Linked DNA regions of Homo sapiens: region 1 is linked to region 2. A link is an interaction called in ENCODE POLR2A ChIA-PET data of the cell type or tissue named here. Cell type or tissue: K562. All regions are shown on one strand.

What was found. Peaks named below come from ENCODE experiments on the same cell type or tissue, not always from the same donor. Only the 100,000 strongest peaks of a DNase experiment are listed, where the experiment ranks them.
Region 1: POLR2A ChIA-PET joins it to region 2 with 6 read pairs; 2 of 35 experiments call an interaction of 5 or more read pairs at or near these places.

What each region holds. Positions count from the first base shown.
Region 1 is chr10:69,466,927-69,471,926 of GRCh38, reverse strand. All of the region lies in intron 1 of TSPAN15 (tetraspanin 15), which reads right to left. Among named protein-coding and RNA genes, the nearest start is that of TSPAN15, 18 kb to the right of the region's middle. In K562, no CTCF peak of the experiment used is centred here; no DNase peak of the experiment used is centred here; H3K27me3 peaks cover 1,431 bases.
Region 2 is chr10:69,085,216-69,090,215 of GRCh38, reverse strand. It overlaps SRGN (serglycin), which reads right to left and starts at 2,113. Exons shown (of 3, transcript NM_002727.4): 1 at 1,980-2,113. The coding sequence starts at 2,058. RefSeq lists a silencer at 1-84 and enhancers at 783-1,982, 3,630-3,799. In K562, a CTCF peak has its summit at 1,160; DNase peaks (open chromatin) are centred at 1,125, 1,615, 2,195, 3,855 and 1 weaker place; H3K4me3 peaks cover 2,113 bases.

The sequences.
Region 1 (5,000 bases), 380 kb before region 2:
ATATTTATTAGCCCATTTAGAAATAACAAGAGATAGCTGGGAGCAGTGGTTCATGCCTGTAATCCCAGCACTTTGGGAAGTGGAAGTTGAAGGTTCACTTGAGTCCAGAAGTTTGAGACCAACCTGGGCAACACAGGGAGCCCTCATCCCTACAAAAAGTAAGAAGAATTAGCCAGGTGTGGTGGCACGGCTCTGTGATCCCAGCTACTTGGGAGGCTGAGGTGGGAGGATGGCCTGAGCTCAGATCAAGACTGCAGTGAGCCGAGATTGCAATACTGCACTCCAGCCTGGGTACCAGAGTCGAAAGAGAAGGGGAGGGGAGGGGAGGGAAGAGGGGAGGGAGAGAAGGTGGGGAGAAGGGGAGAGTGAGAGAGAAAGAAAGAAAGAAAGATTGATTTATATGTTAAATAGCATTTTTCATTTAAAAAATTCCCCCAAAAGACACAAAAACTGAGTGGGCAGAGTGGCGTGGGCTCTGCATGTTTGTAAATGTTAACGTCTGGCTGCCAAGAAAGCAGCTGGATTCTCAGATCTGCTCCTCATTGGCTCCACTGCCACATCGAGTGTTCAGGTGCCTCTGGAATACTCCATCACATGCTCCCAAGAGAGTGGCAGTGGGAGTCTTACTATTACTATGAAAGTGGTTCTAGATACAAGAGCCCCTGAAAGGGGAACCCAGAGGTCCCTAGACCCACTTTGGGAGCTACTATTTTAAGAACTGGGTGTGCAACGAGAGCAATGAAAGAAAACCACAAAAATCCCAGCTTTGGTGGAGCTCACATTCTACTTGCGCAGAGGCAAATAAGTAAGAAAAACATATACTGTGCTATGGTTATAAGTGCTACTAAGAAAAATAAAACGGGGAGGAAGGCTAGGGAAGCTGGGGAAAGGGGCCGTCAGTGTGGCCAGGGAGGGTGACATGTGAGCAAAGACTTGGAGTAGAGGAGGGACCAAGCCACACGGATACATGAATAAGCATCCAAGCAGGCACCATGGCCTTGGGATGTGCCTGTGTTTTCAAGAAACAGCAAGGGGGACGGGGCTGCTGGAGAGGGAGCATGTAGGAGATGAGGCAGTGGGCTGATCAGGAGGGGACTCTGAGGCCACTGAGAAGACTTGACTTTTGCTCTGAGTGGATGGGAGGCACTGAAAGTTTGCAGAGAAGTGCTCTGTTCCAACTGTGATCTTTTTTTATTTTAAATAATTGAGATGGGGTCTTGCTATGTTGCCCAGGCTGGTCTCGGACTCCTGGGCTTGAGCAATCCTCCTGCCTTAGCCTCCCAAGTAGCACTTGCCACCATGCCTGGCTGTGATCTTTAAAAGAGTTGCTTGGACTGCTATGCCAAGAGACTGGGAGATGCAGGTGGGAGGGGCTGGTCAGGGAGCTACTGTGGTGACCAATGTGAGGTGACAGTGGCCTGGACCACAGTGGGCATGTGAAGGTGTCTAGAAGCAGGCAGTGTATTTTGAGGCTGGAATAGGGAAATAATTGAAATAATTTAAGCAGGGGAGTCTCACATTCAGATTAACTTTTAAAAGTTCTTTCACCAGGGTGTTTCACATCAGCCTATGTGTTCATCATCATGGGGAAAGGTGCCTTTGCAATGGAGAGGACTGGTCAAGTTCAGCCTGGCCAACCATGGTGTGGCCAGATAGCACACACCCCCTAATGTGATATTCCATACCTCCCGCTGCACACCCTGTGAAATGCTCCTGCAGGAAATGTGTGGCCTGAACCTAATCATGAGGAAGCTGTGAAGCTATGAAGCAACTCAGACATCCTACAGATCAAGTGGCCTGGAGGCTTCAAAGGACTCAAAAGAAGTAAGGATAGTCTAGCCTGGGGGAGATTAAAGAGACATAGAGCCAGAAGTAATGTACAAACCTTGGGTGGATCCTGAATTGGGTAAAATATCACCACAAAGAACATTTGGGGAATGAGGTGCTTTCCAATACCATCAGACAGTTCTTTGATTCTCTTGAGAGACCAGCTGGGTGTCGTACAATTTAATTCAACTCTGACACATTTACCTGGAGTTAGCATCAGATCCCACAGGTTAATGTGCTCAAGCCCACGAGATTAGGCTGGGCATGGTGGCTTATGCTTGTAATCCTAGCACTCTGGGAGGCCAAAGTGGACAGATTGCTTGAGCCCAGGAGTTTGAGACCAGCCTAGGCAACATGGCAAAATCTCATCTCTACAAAAAAATGCAAAAATTAGCTGGACGTGGTGGTGTCCACCTGTTGTCCCAGCTATTTAAAAAAATATTATTATTAAAAGTAATGGCAAAAACTGCAATTACTTTTGCACCAACCTAATACGTGGGAGGCTAAGGTGGGAGGATTTCTTGAGCCTGGGAGGTGGAGGTTTGCTTGAGCCTGGGAGGTAGAGGTTGCAGTGAGCCAAGATCAAGCCACTGCACTCCGGCCAACCTGGGTGACAGAGTAAGACTCTGTCTCAAAAGAGCCTACAAGATTGCCTGACCTTCAGATGCCAATCACAAGTCCAGGACTCAAAGTCTGGCTATAAGTCAGGGGTTCCCACAACCCCTTCTCCAAGTTTGATAATTTGCGCGAATGGCTCACAGAACTCAGGGTTACTTATATTAACCAGTGTATTACAAAGAATACAACTCAGGAACAGCCAGAGGGAGGAGATGCACTGGGCAAGGTGGGGAGGGAGCTCCCAGGCCCTCTCTGAGCCCACGCTCACCCCTTAACACCTCAGTGAGTTCCCAAACCCAGAAGCTCATCAAATCTCATTGTTCAAGAGTTTTTCTCTTCTACTGGTTGAGAGCTGGAAAAAAAAAAAAAGTTTTACATAGAGCTCAATCTCCAAGCCCCAACCCCCACCCCCACCCTCACCCTTTCTGTCCAGCCCTCTAATTATTTGGTGTTTCTGGTGATTCGCCCCATCCTAAGGCCGTCTAGGGCCTTACCCTAAGTCATCGCATCAGCGTAAACTCAGGTGTGACTAAACGGGCTCATTATTAATAACAAAAAGCATTCCTATCAGGAAATTCCAAGGGTTTTAAGAGCTCTGTGCCAGGAACTGGGGACAAAGAACAAACATATTTCTTACAACACAGGAATGTCATAAGAAATGTGGCCTGTATATAGGACTGAAAAGTTTGATTTCATGGTGATTTTTTTTTTTTAATCAGATGGACAGCAGTGGTGTGAGGAAGAATGCCCTTTCTGGGAAGGCGAATGCTGGGGTATTTAGAGGAGTGGGGTCACAACGACTGCAGCCTCCTTGTAGCTGGGTTGGCAAAAAAAGAAGTGGTGTATTTAGAGAGAGCTCTTAAGACAAGATGTTCACAACTGATAACTCAGAAGCAGGCAGATGTTCTTTGAATTCCTCCTTCCATTTTTCTGTGCGTTTAACTTTTTCAAAAAAAAAAAAAAGTCCATTTCCTCTATCGCAGCTTGATACAGAAAGTATTGATTAGGGGATACTCCAGCCACCTGATAATGCTCCCCATCTGGTATGAGAGAAGGGAGCTCTCTCGGCCCTACCCCAGCCTACCCCAAGCATCAGAACCAAGGAACAAAGAGCCACTGCCCTACACATCAGTGCACTGACTTGCCAAGAGCCATGACCCGGCCACACCAGGGCACACCGGGTCTCCCCAGGCAGGCTGTGGGCAGCCAGCTGGGGGTCTTTCAGTTCTTTAGAGCATCTTTCCCCAGTGCCTGACACAGGGCCCAGTGTGTGCACCTGGTGATTAAGGGTGGGGACTCAGGGAGTCTTGGGTCTGGCTTCCAGACACCGATCAGCTCTCCTAATGAGAACGTGGGGGAGGGGGGCGGGGGCTGGAGTCTCATGGGTGGGGACAGTTTTCCAGGCAAGCCTTTCCTAATTGGCTTTCTGAATTTCCCTTAAACAACAAAAGGAACCAGCTGGCCCCGGTAGGTCTTGGATCAGGTACAACGTAGGCAAGTAACACACGACAGTCCCCATCAGGACCCCAGATGCTATAACATTCAGGGCCTCAGAGGTCACCCCTCAAGTTTCAGATGCACTGGGACATTTTTTATGAAAAAGAAACCCAACGCAATGTATAAACTGTGATGCTGGGTCCTGATTTTTTTAAAGACACTATGAGAGATGTTTTAGGGACAATTAGATATGTTTTTGCATAAACTTAGTATTTTCTTAGGCATGATAATGGTGTTGTGGCTATAACTATATCCAAGAACATTCTTTCACCTTTTCTACAGCAACCAAGTTCTGTTTTCCAAGAAGAGGTGTGTGTGTGTGTGTGTGTGTGTGTGTGTGTGTGTGTTGTTTTGTTTTGTTTTGTTTAGAGGAGACAAGGTCTCACCCTATTGCCCAGGCTGGACTACAGTGGTGTGATCATAGCTCACTGCAGCCTCAACCTCTTGGGCTCAAGCGATCCTCCTGCCTCAGCCTCCCAAGTAGCTGGGACTGCAGGCACATGCCACCACACCTGGCTAAAGGAAGAGGTTTGTTTACTACAGGTTTGCGTCTTCCTTTGCCTAAAGCTTCAGACCAGATTCAGTGCCATCAGGAAAGTCTCAGTGGCCCCAGGCAAGGGTCAGCTCACCAGAGGCCTGGGTCTGGTGGCCTGTTCTGGCCTGGAATTAATGCCCAAACCAGATGTTTCACTAACTGCTACTTGGAGCTAAATACAGGCTGTAATGGGAACCTACCTATTACACATCCAAGTGCACCTATTAGGAAACAGGGTGCCGAGGGCTTTAGAACATGCCCCTCACTGCATGGGGAAGAGGCCTGGGGGAAGGGAGAAGGAGGGTCTCTTGTCACCTTAAATCCTTTTCTCCTCTGCTTTAAGAAAATCAGGACAAGAGAAGATGCATGCGACAAGCCAACATGACCATGAAACCCTGTGCAGAAAGTGGCAGCCGGGAAAGGAGGTAAAGGTCAGGAACGGGCTCCCAGAGGGCTGGCGCTGATGCGACCCAGCAAAGAGCCCAGGCCAGCTGCAGGCGCTGGGCCACTTACGAGCTGCACA
Region 2 (5,000 bases):
GAAATGGTGTCACGACTCTTCACATCACAGCCTTGTGCCGCAGTCACTCACATGTGCAGCCAGTGGGGGACATCTATTTCCCTGCATGCTCAGATGTGGGCACAAGCCCTTGAGCCCGATACTGAGAGCCTTTTTTCGGAAACACCCTAGTTTGTCAGTTTCTCCCTTGTCTCTTTCTATGGTTTCCTTTTCTAACAAAGAGCTAAACCTACGAGGTCATGACATAAATGCTAGTATTCTATACAATTTCATGATGAATTATTTTCTTTCCTTCTCTTTCTTTCTTTCCTTTCTTTCTCTCTCTCTCTCTTTCTTTCTTTCTGACAGAGTCTTGCACTGTCACCTAGGCTGTAGTACAGTGGTGCAATCTCAGCTCACTGCAACCTCCACCTCCCAGGTTCAAGCAATTCTCCTGCCTCAGCCTCCTGAGTAGCTGGGATGACAGGTGTGTGCCACCATGCCCGGCTAATTTTTTTGTATTTTTGGTAGAGACGGGATTTCACTATGTTGGCCAGGCTGGTCTCAAACTCCTGACCTCATGATCTGCCTACCTTGGCCTCTCAAAGTGCTGGGATTACAGGCGTGAGCCACCATGCCCGGCCTTCTTCATTTCTTTCTAATGAATATTATACAAGGAACGTTTTTGTTTTCATTCTAGTTTTCCTTAATGAATCTTAGTGGGAAATTCATGTTTCTGGGAAATTTTGACAACATAAAGACTTACATATCTCTGGTTGGGGTATGCCCAGCACCATCTGGCCATTCAAGACTGTACTAAAGTATGGGCCTCATTACTCTCGATCTTGTCAGACCACTTGGCTATTCGGGAATTATTTCATCAAGCTGAAGATATTCCCTAAAAGATCCCAGTGAAGCCTGTTCCCTACAATTGACAATGTTTTATATTTTAAAAATACATAAATTAATAACGTTCCAGAAACATTACTTGCTCTTTTTTCAGCATTAGCATAACTAGAAGAAAATGATTTTATAAATTTCCAACATAAAATGAATGTCTCTGCGATCATCTGTAAGATTTCATCTCCACCGGAAGTAAGATCATGACAACCAAAAGTCGCTTTGACGAAACAAATCTAGGACATGTGTGTCATTGTGACTCAACATTTCCCTTACCATTTGGCGGAACCTAGTGTTTTTCTACTATAGGTTCAGCCATCTCTCTATCAAGCCATGACCTCCGTCTTATTTAGACATGATTCCTTATTTGCCAAAGAATAACAAATTGTATTTTTCTTACAAGCCTATCATTTTCATTGTCTTAGTCATTACAGGTTTTAAGTTGTTTCAGTCTGACTAAACAACACTAAATGGTAGATAAACCTAGGAAGATATTTCCGAATATGATGCTTCTCTGAGCAAGAGCACAAATACCAAATTATTTGGCCTTCTCTTTAAAATCTGAGAGGTTTTACATGAACTATGTCTAACCATAATTGAGTTTTCAGTAAGAACCAAGTTTATCTTTAAAAAAAAAAAAAAGAAAAGAAAATACACACAGTCAGATTCACCCCAATTGGAATATAACGTCTCCCAGTGTTAAAATAACAATGACACCGTCACAGCGCACTAAAACTTGGGGCTGATGTAGACACTTAGGGGTAGGCAGACACCCCCCAACAGTCAAAGGTGCCATCTCCTCCATGCAACAGGCACAGGAGTCATTTTCTAGATTCCTTTTTTGAGCTTTTAAAATTTATAAACCTCACATTTTCATCCCAAAATAGCACATTTCAATCATTGTAAGAGTTTACAAGACTGCACACGCCACAGAGTTTAATTTTTCTTGGTACCAAACTTAACAGAACTCATATTAAAGGGTTCAGCGACCCCAAATCCTTCTTCTTTGCCTCCTTTCTCACAATATTATACATTCTATGCCTTAAAATGAATATAATGACTTGCATGGACCACAGGGCTTACAGAGAAGATGGCTGGGGAACAAGACTCCTGAGTCTTACCTTGAACTGAGGATTCCAGAACCAGGATGAGGGCAAGAGCCAGGACAAGCCGACTGCATTTGAGTAGCTTCTGCATCATGACCAACTTAGTCTAGCTCTCCCAGCTGCACGCCAACTTCTTGATTAGGAAATGTAGCAGGGTGCTCTCTGTCCCTTTTAGAAAATGTTCCAAAACCTCAAACCCTGCCCAGAACACACGTCACAATTTCCTGAACAAATAGAAAGACATCCACATCAAAACCCAGAAAGAAAGGGGGTGGGGGGAACACAGTAAAATAACTATTCATACCCATTATGAAACTGTACTGGACTCCCCCCAGGCCTGCTTTTTCAAAAGTTTTGTTGTTTGCCACTTGCCTGCAAGACATTTTTTTTTCCCACCGAAACAGTAGAATCAGCATTTGGGACAGTTTGTTTTTCCTTTCTTCAGGTAACAATCTAAACACTAGATTGCTAATATTAAGAATCTGCTGCATTTTTTATGAGATAAGGGATCTAGGTGCTGCCTTTTCGTCACCAAGCACTTTCAACATAAAACATTCTCTTCATTTTCTTTTTCACCGGGGAGTAACATACCTCACTGAGCCAAGCTCGTGAAGTGAAACTTCAAAGCTGAGCTCTAACCTTCAAGAATGAGTTGTCGGATTTCAGATGAACAGTTTCTTCTTCTTCTTTTTCTTCTTTTTTTTTTTTTTTTTTTTTTTTTTGAGATGGAGTCTCACTCTGTCACCCAGGCTGGAGAGCAGTGGCGCGATCTCAGCTCACTGCAACCTCCATCTCCAGGGTTCAAGCAATTCTCCTGCCTCAGCCTCCTGAGTAGCTGGGATTACAGGCGTACACCACTGCGCTGGACTAATTTTGTATTTTTAGTAGAGACGACGTGTCACCATGTTGGCCAGGCTGGCCTCAAACTCCCAACCTCAGGCCATCCGCCTGCCTCAGCCTCCCAAAGTGCTGGGATTACAGGCGTGAGCCACCGTGCCCAGCAAACAGTTTCTTCTTAAACTCAGTTTCTTGCATTGGATCATTGGCTCTCTCTCTATCTCAAGAACATAGGATTTTCAGTTACAAAGACTGTGGTAAAACAGAAAAACTATTTTGCATTCCCCTCTCCTTCACATTGAGCATTTCTTAAGATGGATTCCATTTCTATTTTTATCTGTTCTCCTAGTCAAAATTTTCAACTCGAGTTTTGGGTCCTCTGGCCTTGAATAAGCCAGAAATCAGGAACGAGGGAGAGGTTGTCCTCACAGTGAGCTGCTGGACCTCAGCAAACAACACAAACCTCTGCCTCATGTAAATAAAGGAACAGCATTTTCCCTGGGCATGGTGCAGATTTCTGGAGGACTAAGGCTCCATATTAAAGTTATACAATAAAGGCCAGGTGCTGTGGTCCACACCTGTAATCCCAGCACTTTGGGAGGCTGAGGTGGGTGGATCACAAGGTCAGGAGATCGAGACCATCCTGGCTAACACCGTGAAACCCCGTCTCCACTAAAAATACAAAAAATTAGCCGGGCGTGGTGGCGAGTGCCTGTAGTCCCAGCTACTCGGGAGGCTGGGGTAGGAGAATCGCTTGAACCCGGGAGGCAGAGGTTGCAGTGAGCCAAGATCGTGCCATTGCACTCCAGCCTGGGTGACAGAGAGAGACTCTATTTCAAAAAACTAAAAATAATAAAATAAAATAAAATAAAGTTATACAATAAATACAAGCCTATCATACATCCTTGCCCTTGTGGCATATACATTTTCCTTACTTCCTTTCAAGATTCAACCACTCTCCATTTCAACATGTCTATCCCTACCGCTCCCCCAGACGGCTTAATGCACGTGCCCCACTTTCCATTCTCATCCTCGCCCTTGCCTGGCCTTTGATAGGAGGGAGGAGTTTCCCTTCCCTTGTTTTAGGCTTCCTGCTGATTCCTTTACCATTTCCTGCTAAGGACAGAGTCTCACAGTCTAATAGCCGTGGTGCAAGAACACAAAGAGTGTACATTTTGGCCCTCCTCAGAAGCCCCTCACATCAGCCAGAAGTGTGTCCTCCAACTCAGGGGCGTCTCCAAGCACAGTAACCAACCCCAAAATGCACTGGCCCGGAAAGTTTTCCACTGAGAAATGTCGGTTTCTGTTTGAAATATCAGATGTCATCTTTGGTCCTTTTAAATCTAACTCCCAATTGAAAACCCTGGCACCAAAACAATAGTTCCTATCAATAGCTTCGATGAGTTTCCTGCAAATCCCCAGAGCTGATTAGGGCTGTGTTTTAAAATGGTAATTTTAGGGGCTTTTTCCATTTGGGAACTTCATTTTTTTTCTTTCTTTCTCTGGGTCATGGTGTTGTTGTTGTTTTTTACCTCTCTCTCTCTGTCGCCCAGGGTGTACCTCCACCTCCTGGGTTCAAGCAAACGCATTTGACTAATTTTTTTTCTTTCTTTCTTTTCTTTTCTTTTCTTTTCTTTTTTTTAGTACAGATGGGGTTTTTGTCATGTTGGCCAAGCTGCCCTCGAACTCCTGACCTCAAGTGATCCACCTGTCTCGGCCTCCCAAAGTGCTGGGATTACAGACGTAAGCCACAACGCCCAGCTCATGGTGACTTTTAAAGCACAGGTGCAGTATTCATAAGCATTTGCTCTTCTCCCACTACGCTGATAATCAAGTCTCTTTTTCTAAGAAGTCCTCCAGTCTCATTTAGCCCTCTTCAAGCTGTAGGGGAGCAGGACACATGCTGCAGCAGCTGGAAGTCCTGGGTCCAAGCCCATGCCCTTCACTTACCAGCTGAGCCACGCTGGGCCACTCACTTTTTATGCGTCCTTTGTTCCAGATGTAATGATGGTGTGGGAAGCCAATGACAGGATGTCCTCAAGAGCACATGGCACACGTGGTGAGGGAGGCATTGGCAACAGTCCTCAGGGCTGGGCATGATCTTACCAAAAGATTCCGCCATTAACCCAATAGGACCCACATCTTTCCCTAAAAGTCAATCTACGATATGCATGTTTTCCACAATTTTAAAAGACAAAC